Regions from separate parts of the Homo sapiens genome. Here region 1 is linked to region 2. Evidence: read pairs that join two places in POLR2A ChIA-PET (ENCODE). Cell type or tissue: HCT116. All regions are shown on one strand. Each heading gives the region's core, and the rest is flanking DNA. Links, peaks and the distances in the headings are about the cores only. Region 1 overlaps CTBP2 (C-terminal binding protein 2). Region 2 overlaps CTBP2 (C-terminal binding protein 2).

The links. Peaks named below come from ENCODE experiments on the same cell type or tissue, not always from the same donor. Only the 100,000 strongest peaks of a DNase experiment are listed, where the experiment ranks them.
Region 1: POLR2A ChIA-PET joins it to region 2 with 7 read pairs; 2 of 35 experiments call an interaction of 5 or more read pairs at or near these places.

The regions. Positions count from the first base shown.
Region 1 is chr10:125,088,840-125,093,051 of GRCh38, reverse strand. All of the region lies in intron 2 of CTBP2 (C-terminal binding protein 2), which reads left to right. Among named protein-coding and RNA genes, the nearest start is that of MIR4296, 58 kb to the right of the region's middle. In HCT116, for the core only: no CTCF peak of the experiment used is centred there; no DNase peak of the experiment used is centred there.
Region 2 is chr10:125,035,026-125,039,552 of GRCh38, reverse strand. It overlaps CTBP2 (C-terminal binding protein 2), which reads left to right. Exons shown (of 11, transcript NM_001329.4): 3 at 398-556. The coding sequence starts at 499. Among named protein-coding and RNA genes, the nearest start is that of MIR4296, 4.4 kb to the right of the region's middle. In HCT116, for the core only: a CTCF peak has its summit at 723 (motif pointing left); DNase peaks (open chromatin) are centred at 692, 2,182 and 4,222; H3K4me3 peaks cover 1,848 bases; H3K27ac peaks cover 3,336 bases.

The DNA.
Region 1 (4,212 bases), core at 1-4,000, 54 kb before region 2:
GGGGTCTGGAGTCGCTGGGCACTGAGTGCGCGTTCTGAGTGCCATTCAAGCACCACGTAACGGTTGGGGCTGGTGTTGGGTCCTGAGATGGGCCATGGGCCACCGTTAAACTCAGGAAGCACGTGCTGCCCCCCCCCACTCTAGAAGGCGGGCTGTTTTCCTGGCGCTGTGTGTGCCATGCTTTGTGTGAACATCTCACTGGGTGTCGCTCTCATGTGGTAACTGGGCATGTTGTAGAAGTCGTTGCTCCTAAACGTAAGCCAGTGCCCACATTGGGTACGTTCTGGAAGAAACAGTGTGGCCCAACATGGGCTTATCCAGAGACAGGACACCTGCTGCCTGGTGACGTCACCACCTCCCGATGGCACCACTCTGTTCTACTCCACTGCCCCCGGGGCCTGACTTGCTACTATGGAACTAACCCTGTAGGATGAGGCCGCCATGCCCGTGTGTGTGTCTGTCCAGATCTGTCCCCACATACTTGCTGGTGGCGGGTGGGAAGAAGGTTAGATAAGTTACTGTCATAGATTGTGACTATGAAGTAATCCATTAGAATCTTCAGACAAGGAATGCTGGGAGTGGTGGCTCATGCCTGTAATCCCAGCACTTTGGGAGGTGGAGGCAGGATGGATCACTTGAGGTCAGGAGTTCGAGACCAACGTGGTGAAACCCATCTCTACTAAAAATACAAAAATGAGCTGGGTGTGATGGCACGTGACTGCAGTCCCAGCTACTAGGGAGGCTGAGGCAGGAGAATCTCTTGACCCCAGAAGGCAGAGGTTGCAGTGAGCAGAGATCATAGAGATCATGCCACTGTACTCCAGCCTGGGCAACAAAGGGAAACTTCATCTCAAAAAAAAAAAAAAAAAAAAAAAGAATCTTCAGACAAGGAAACCATGCTCTTTGACCTAGTAATCTCCCTTCCCCACCCAATGCCAAGAAAGCTCTAATGCACCAAGATTTTAGTTATGGTGTTACTTGACAGCAAAAAGACAGATGACTCAAGCATCCAACAGTGGGAAAACAGCTAATTCTTTTTCAAATGATGCCTTCACAGTTTGAAATAAGTAGAATGCTTGTCTTAAAATGAAAAGCTTCAATATCAAATGTTGAACATTTATGAATAGAACCATAAAAATAATCATGGGGGAAAGCTGATGAGGAGCAGTTCATAGTGATTATCTTTAGTTGGTAGAATTTTGGGTGATTTTTTTTTCCATACCCACTCCTCCTCCCCAAATGTTCTGTAATGAATATATGTTTGGGTTTTTTTGTTTTTTTCCAAGACAGGGTCTCACTCTGTCACCCAGGCTGTAGTGCAGTGGCACAGTCACAGCTCACAGCAGTCTTGACCTCCGGGCTCAAGCAGTCCTGCCTCAGCTCCCCACATAGCTGGGACCACAGGCATGCATCACGATGCCCAGCTAATTTTTTGTTTGTTTGTAGAGATGGGGTCTCCCTGTGTTGCCCAGACTGGTCTCAAACTCCCGGGCTCATGTGATCCTCCTGCCTTGGCCTCCCAAAGTGCTGGGATTACAGGTGTGAGCCACTGCACCTGGCCTATGTTACTTTTTAAATAGGGAATAAAATAGCTGGTCACCCTGATGCTTCCAAAGGAATCATGCATTTGTTGAAGAGGGGAACAGTGCAATGCAAGATTTACGAAGACAGAGCTGATTACCTTCCCTCCCCAGTCCTCAGATACTGTCTTTCTCCTTGCCTTTACCAGGACGTACAAGTGCATCTGAGCATACGGAGGGTGTCTGTGTTGGCTTACCGAAAGGAGTCCTGTTACTCCTGCATTCCCATTCGATATGGCAGATTGTGCATAGATACCTCTGCAGACCAGTAGGCCTCTCCAATACTTTTCTTTCCCTCTTACTGCCTTTGGGCATGTGTGCACACCCAGGATTTTACCTAAGTGGAATCTGTACTTACTATGGTTTTGGTTTGTGTTAAGTCATATCCTTTGTTTTTTCAATTGTCTCTTTTGGCAGAACCATGTATGCTAGCATCCAGCTGCCTGGGCTCAATTCCTGCCTCTGCCTTTGGTAGCTGTGTGGCATTGGGAAAATGGCTGATCTTTTCTTTGCGCCAATTTCCTCCTTAAATATAAGTAATAATAGTACCTGTTTTATAAGCTTGTAAAGGATAAATGACTTAGTACCTGCAAATTACATGGACCAGTGCTTGGAGACGTAAGCACTTTGCCAACTTGCTGTCAGTGTGGTTGGTTATTTTCCCCCATCTCCCCAGTTTTGTTTTGTTTTGTTTTGTTATTTATTTATTTTTTTTTTTGAGACAAGATCTTGCTCTGTCGTCCAGGGTGAGTGCCAGCACAGCTTACTACAGCCTCGACGTCCTGGGCTCAAGCAGTCCTCCCACCTCAGCCTCCCAAATAGCTGAGACTGCAGGCATATGCCACCATGCCCAGCTAATCTTTAAACTTTTGGTAGAGGTCGGGTCTCACTATGTTGCCCAAGCTGGTGTCAAACTCCTGGCCTCAAGTGATCCTTCCACCTTGGCCTCCCAAAGTGCTGGGATTACAGGTGTGAGCCACCACGCTGGCCCTCCTCAGCTTTTTTTTTTTTTTTTAAATAACCATTATTATTCCATATTTTTTCTATGAAATCATTTATAAACATAAAATATCTTAAGTCTGTAATTCAGTTTATGATACATATTCAGTTATGATACATTCTTTGCATTTCACTGTTTCATGTTTCAGCCAAATCCCATCCCCCCAACCTTTTTTTTTTTTTTTTTGAGCCAGGGACTCTCTGTCGCCCAGACTGTAGTACAGTGGCATGATCTCGGCTCACCGCAGCCTCTTCCTATTAAAGTACTGGGATTATAGGTGTGAGCCACCGTGTCTGGCCCCTATCCCTCTATTAAGTGCCTTTCAGCAATTCTGTTTTTAGAGGAAAATTCCTTTTTGCTTCTGCTTGCTCCTTTTACCACCCCTGCCCATGAAAGGGGGAGTTACCTGTCCAGAGCAAGTATAGCTTTGGCCGTGATCTTCAAGGACTATTGCATTGGTGCTGACTGCTGGGGCCCCTTGGCCCCCAGGTTCCCACCAGTGGAGCAAACACGAAGGGTGCAGCCTAGTCGGAAGTGTTCCCAAGGACAACATCAGTGTGCAGACTTCCAGGGGAGGGGCATATGAAACTGAGCCAACAGAGGCCAAGATGAGAACCCTCCTGTGACATGGTCCCACCCATTAGGCCATTCCCTTGGTCAGCTGGATGGCAAATACTAGTAGTGTATGCTATGGAGCAGACATTTATTAAGTCCCTGCTGTGTGTCAAGGATTGAGCTAGGACTCTGCAGGAAATGCATGTGTAGTTCAGTCCTGGAAGCTGCCCAGCTTCCGCCTCCTGGAAGCATCCTTTTCTCCCCAGCTGCTCTCGCCTGCACATCTTACATTCTCTGGCTGGTCCTTCTGGGTGTGTTCAGCCACTTTGAGCTGTGCCTGCCTGATCTGCACACTTTGCAAATGTGTAGACTCAGAAAGAGAAACAGCCCAAACAGTGGCCAGAAACTGTTCTTGGAGGCTCTAGGTTGACAAAAGGGTCCTTTAATAGCTCCAGGTTGACCCCTCCCCTAGACACCTGTGCTCCCCCTGAGCCACACCGTGACTTCGGAAGTTCAACTGTCATCCAGTTTGGTCGGCTCTTTCACAAAATAATTTCACTGATTCTGTCAGGCATTTTCATTACTTTGATTTAAAGTTTTTGTGTCAACCTCTGGTACTTTAGAATCTCCAGATGTTGAAAAACAAAATCCCATTGGTAATGTTTGTTTTCCTTTACACTTATGAAAAAAGCAACTTTTATTCTCGCCTAAAATTTATTGTCGAGAGCACGTCTTTTAAAGTAAAAAAATGTTTGCAGCATGTCATACGGCTCTGAAATACTATGTAGGTCGCAGCTTGTTTTGAGGCATAAGTGACAAATATACTTGTGAGAGATGTTATTCTTACCCTATTAAAGAAATTAGAACATGGCTTTTGTGTCTCTGATACTGATTTTATATCTTCGCAACCGAATTTGTGAATCCCAGCTAGAGTAAAAGACACACGTGATGCATGAAGAAAGTGAAATGGTTCTGTTTGGTATTTATCTCATCTTGATCTTTGGCTTGGAAGAACTGATAATGAAACTCTCTTTGGGAGGACAGAGAGCTCTGGGGCATTCATCTCCCAACTAGGTC
Region 2 (4,527 bases), core at 282-4,281:
CTGCATCTCAGTGTGAGTGCGTTTGGGGCAGGTCCAACTGGCTGTCACTTGGTCTCTGCCACTGGAATATAATTTATTACACTTCAAATTGGTCAGTAAATTGGAATTTATAGCCCTAAAGTTAAAAGCAAGAGATCTGTTGGAATTTGCTGCTTCCAGAAATAACTGACGATTGTCTTGTGTGCATTCACTTGCTTTCTATTATGAGATAAGAAGCAGGAGGCGGCTGAGATGCACTTGGTGCAGCCTCCATTCCCAGTGCTTTGGGAAAAGAGCAAGTCCCATGTGTCCGCATGGCAGGTTCCCTTATAGAAAGTAGCAGTTAAGTCCCCAGTGAGCTGTTGTCCTGTGCCCAGAGGGTCTCCAGAGAGTAAGGATTCTTTTCTCCTTGTTTCAGGGTTCATAGTGGCGTCATGCACGCAGACTCCTGCAAGTTCCCCTAAGTTCTTAGAGGACTGCTTTGCCTTTTGATCTGAGAGTTGCAAAGTTCCATAAAGAATGGCCCTTGTGGATAAGCACAAAGTCAAGAGACAGCGATTGGACAGAATTTGTGAAGGTAAGAGCGTGTTTGGCGGTTTTTACCAAACATACGTAGTCCCTCACTCAAATCTTCGCTGGCTGCTCCCTTGAGTTGGCTGTGCCACTCCCCAAGCCAGAGTCCCTCCTCCGATTCCAACACTGCATACCATTGGCACCCTCTGCTGGGTGTCCTTGGCCGTGGGCCTGGCCTTGGCTTAGGACAAGGCCTGGCTTCTGGGGCGGGGTTGGGGACTAGGAGGACAGTTTCAGGGCTGGTGGGCCCTGAGGTCTATGTCTTCCATGTACCTAAGGTTATTTTGCATATAAAAGATGGTGTTGATTAGGACCATCTTTTTTCACTTCCTGAAATCTCAGGACTTTACCTGTTTTGGATTAAGATATTTACAATGCTGAATTCCCTGATACTATGAGATTCCTGAAGAGCCCAGCATTGCCCCTCGTGGTGTGTTCATGTCCCTGGTATCTTTGGAAATGTCTGGAAGTGTTCTGTTCATGAAAGGAAAAATAAACATAATTAAAATCTAATGGAAACCTGGGGACAAAACTCTGAAGTGTTGATTAAGCACTGCGCTCTTCCAGCTAGCGGGTGGTAAGAAACCAGCGTGTGGGTTCGGGTTTAGGGGTGAGTGCACCTGCCAGATGGGGTCAGTGCTACAGGGCTGCTCTTTGCTCAGGGTGATTGCTGGTACTGCCCTACAGGGTGGCTCTCGGAGGGAAGCGAAGATGGCTCCGCAGCCCCCTCTGCACCCTTCACGCACACGCTGAAGTTTAGTAGCTGACCCACCAGTTTGTGGACAGGAATATGCAACCCACAGGGCTTCCCCTGCAGCTGCCCATATGGAATTGTCTGTCCTATAAGTAGATGTGGCTCATGCCACACGGGGTGGGGACATCATAGACATTCTGCTGAGTGACTCCATGGCCTCACAGAACTCTGCGCTGCAAGAACACAAAAGCACTGACATTCCTGGGGTTCAGTATAAGGAGTTTGGCGTTAAAGGGTTTTTTTAAAGTAAACATTCACAAATTATAAAAACCTACAGAGAGGTTGGTAGGATGGTACAGTGAACACCAATATTCCATTCAGTTTTCCAGATTCTTTTGAGGGGAGATAAAGATAGAGATATACATATAAATAGACACTGTGTGAGTAGATGATGGATTTTCTTCCAGAACCATCTGAAAAAATTCAGGGGCAGCACTTTACTCTGGACTACCTATGGCATGGCACCTTTTATCCAATTTCGTACTGCTCCCAGTACCGGAATGAACCCCAGGAATCTAACCTCAGGGACAGTATTGTCTAGTATAGGCTGCATATTCGCATTTCCTCCACGTCTCTTTGCCTGTGCAATAGATAAGGGTCACGCATTGTGTTTAGTTGTTACATCTCTCTAGTCTCCTTAGTCTAAAATTATCCCCTGGGCTTTTTTGACTTTCAGAGACATTGGACTTACTGAAGAGCCCAGGCCCCATTGATTTGTAGACTATTCCACAGTATAGGTTCACCAGATTGTATGGGGAGTTGTAAAATTTACTCTTGACTTCCACTGTAAAGGTGCTTGATTGAGGTTACTGAGTACTTGCTTCTGGAACACGCTCGTGACTCAGCTTTCCAAGGTTACTAGCAGGAATGCCTCTGGGGCTGACTCCACCCCCTGCACCCAGGATTCTCCAGGGATGTTGCATCAGAAACTAGAATGGGATTGAAGAGCTAGCAGCGTTTCCTCTGTGTGTTTCCATGGCTGTATAAACCTGACTTGGGCAAAACCATTGTCTGCTTGCAGACCCTCTGTCCCATCCAGACAGGTGCTGAAGGATGGTTCACCAACCTTCCCACCCCCTTCATGTGTAATAGGAAATTTTCAGCCAATTTTTTATAACAGAAGTTTGCATTACCTTGTCTATGCATGGTGTTCCAGATACATTTGCAGTTATATATTTTAAATTTCTCAATAACTATCAACGCAGACAGGCCAAAATGCAGTTACTCCAGTGTGGGTCACCATCTATATGTCAGCTCCCTAGGCATCTCATTAAGTACTCACAGTTGGTCCCAAGTGCTTTGTTGGTGCTCCTCCTATGTATAAGCTGACTTAGTCCTTGTGGCACCTGTTATGGGTCAGGACAGGTGGCACCCATCTCACAGGTGCTGCCAGAGAGGCGTTGAGCAGTAGGCAGTTTGCACCCAGGAACCCGGGCAGTCTGTTTTTTTCTGTTTGGCCTTCTCTCATACCAGCTTGTTGGATTCAGCTCTTTCTTCCACCTGAAGGCCTTGAACATCTAACACACACAAACACACACACACACACACACACACACACACACACACACACACACACACCCCCTCTAGCTTTGAATTCTCACCATGTTTCTATTCTATCAACTACTTGTAGAATGTTCTGTATTGATATGCAGAGAGCCTGTCAAACTGTTTTTTTCTCCCTCCCCACTGCCTACACCTGACACAGGGACTTCTGCGTCCCTTAGGTTTGTTTTTTTTTTCTTTCTAAATGATTAAAAGCATGAAGCTGCCATGTTCTGCTGTGCTTACCCGGTCTGCTCCCAGGCTTGTAGGAACTTTGTCTTCCTGCTCTTGGTGTCTGGATACACCAGCTCCTTAAAATTCGTCCCCTCCCGCCTGCTACACAATGCCAACATCAAGCCCTGGTCGTGGGTCCCTAGGCTGGAATCAGGCAGGCCTCTCCAGGGTCCCACTCCAGGTACTCCGCTGGAATCTGAGCATCACCCCTGCACAGATACTTGTACAACCTTTCCCTGTTTTCTAAGGCCTGTCCAGCCCCTTCCTCTTTGAAACTTTTCAAAGCAAGAAAAAGTGGCATGGAGCTTGATCCTTCTGTGTGCCCAGAATCTGCCGTGGGGATTCACTCCGCCAGGCTGTGTCTCTACTCGGAGAGCAGGACACAGACAGTCTTTGGGACTCCAGCCAAATGAGCTGGAATAATGGTCTTTCTAGCCAATGTAAAAGCCACATTTTAATTTTTTTAATGTAACTCTTTGAGTTTGCTATTTATAATTGTTCCTTTTTTTTCTGATGCCTGCTATCAAGCAATCCTATAATACCATGTAAGAATTATTACGAAGGAGCCCTCTCGTAACACAGGCTGATCAGAACAAGATTGTGGTCTCCTCATTCTCAAGTATAATGGAGATCTTCCTATCTGTTTAGTCTGCTGACATAATTGACATTGTGAACTGCACCAGCTGGAGGGTTTTAGTACCTACTTTATCGCATTATGCCAGAGCTCCTTTGGTTTGCCCCAAACATCTATTGGTTGGAAATGAGGGCTAGCTAACAATCACTCAGCATTGCAAAGGGAACCCAGAAGAGCATCTTGCAGAGCCCTGGGTTTGTAGAACTTAATAAACCACAATGGCTGTTGTTGGTGGTAACTTTTTGTTAGAGCTGCTTCTTGTGGATTATGATAGAATCAGTCTGTAAACACTGCTCCCCTTTCCTGCGGCTGTTGCGATTGCAACTTGAAAAAAGTATGTGTTTCGTTTTACTGCGTTTTGTTCGAATGTGTTAGAGACGTGGAAAATGGTCCCCCGAGGATGGTATCAGCTGAGTTGTGAGTAGTCCCCTTGTAACATGACTCAGGGAGGGTGCTTCTCCATTTCCTCTGCAAAAATAAAAGGGACCTCCTCTTAAATAAACAAGCTCATGAAACATTCCGCACCTCTGGAATGTTCTCACGACCACAGAGGATAAAAGGAATGAGAACGTTGAGCTGGTTGGGTGGATATGAGGAAAAAGGAGACAAGCTGGTTTCTGTGAAACACATAGATAGTTAGAAAGTCTGGGAATCTCATTCTGCATCACCTTTGTCGCAGGAGGATGAGAAGTCTGAGAAGATGCTGCCGGGGATGAGGTGGAAGGGAGTTTCCCCAGTGGGTCTCTTCTGTGTCGCGGGCTCTTCTGCTCTTCTCAGTGGGTTGAACTTGCCATGGTGGAAGCACATGTCA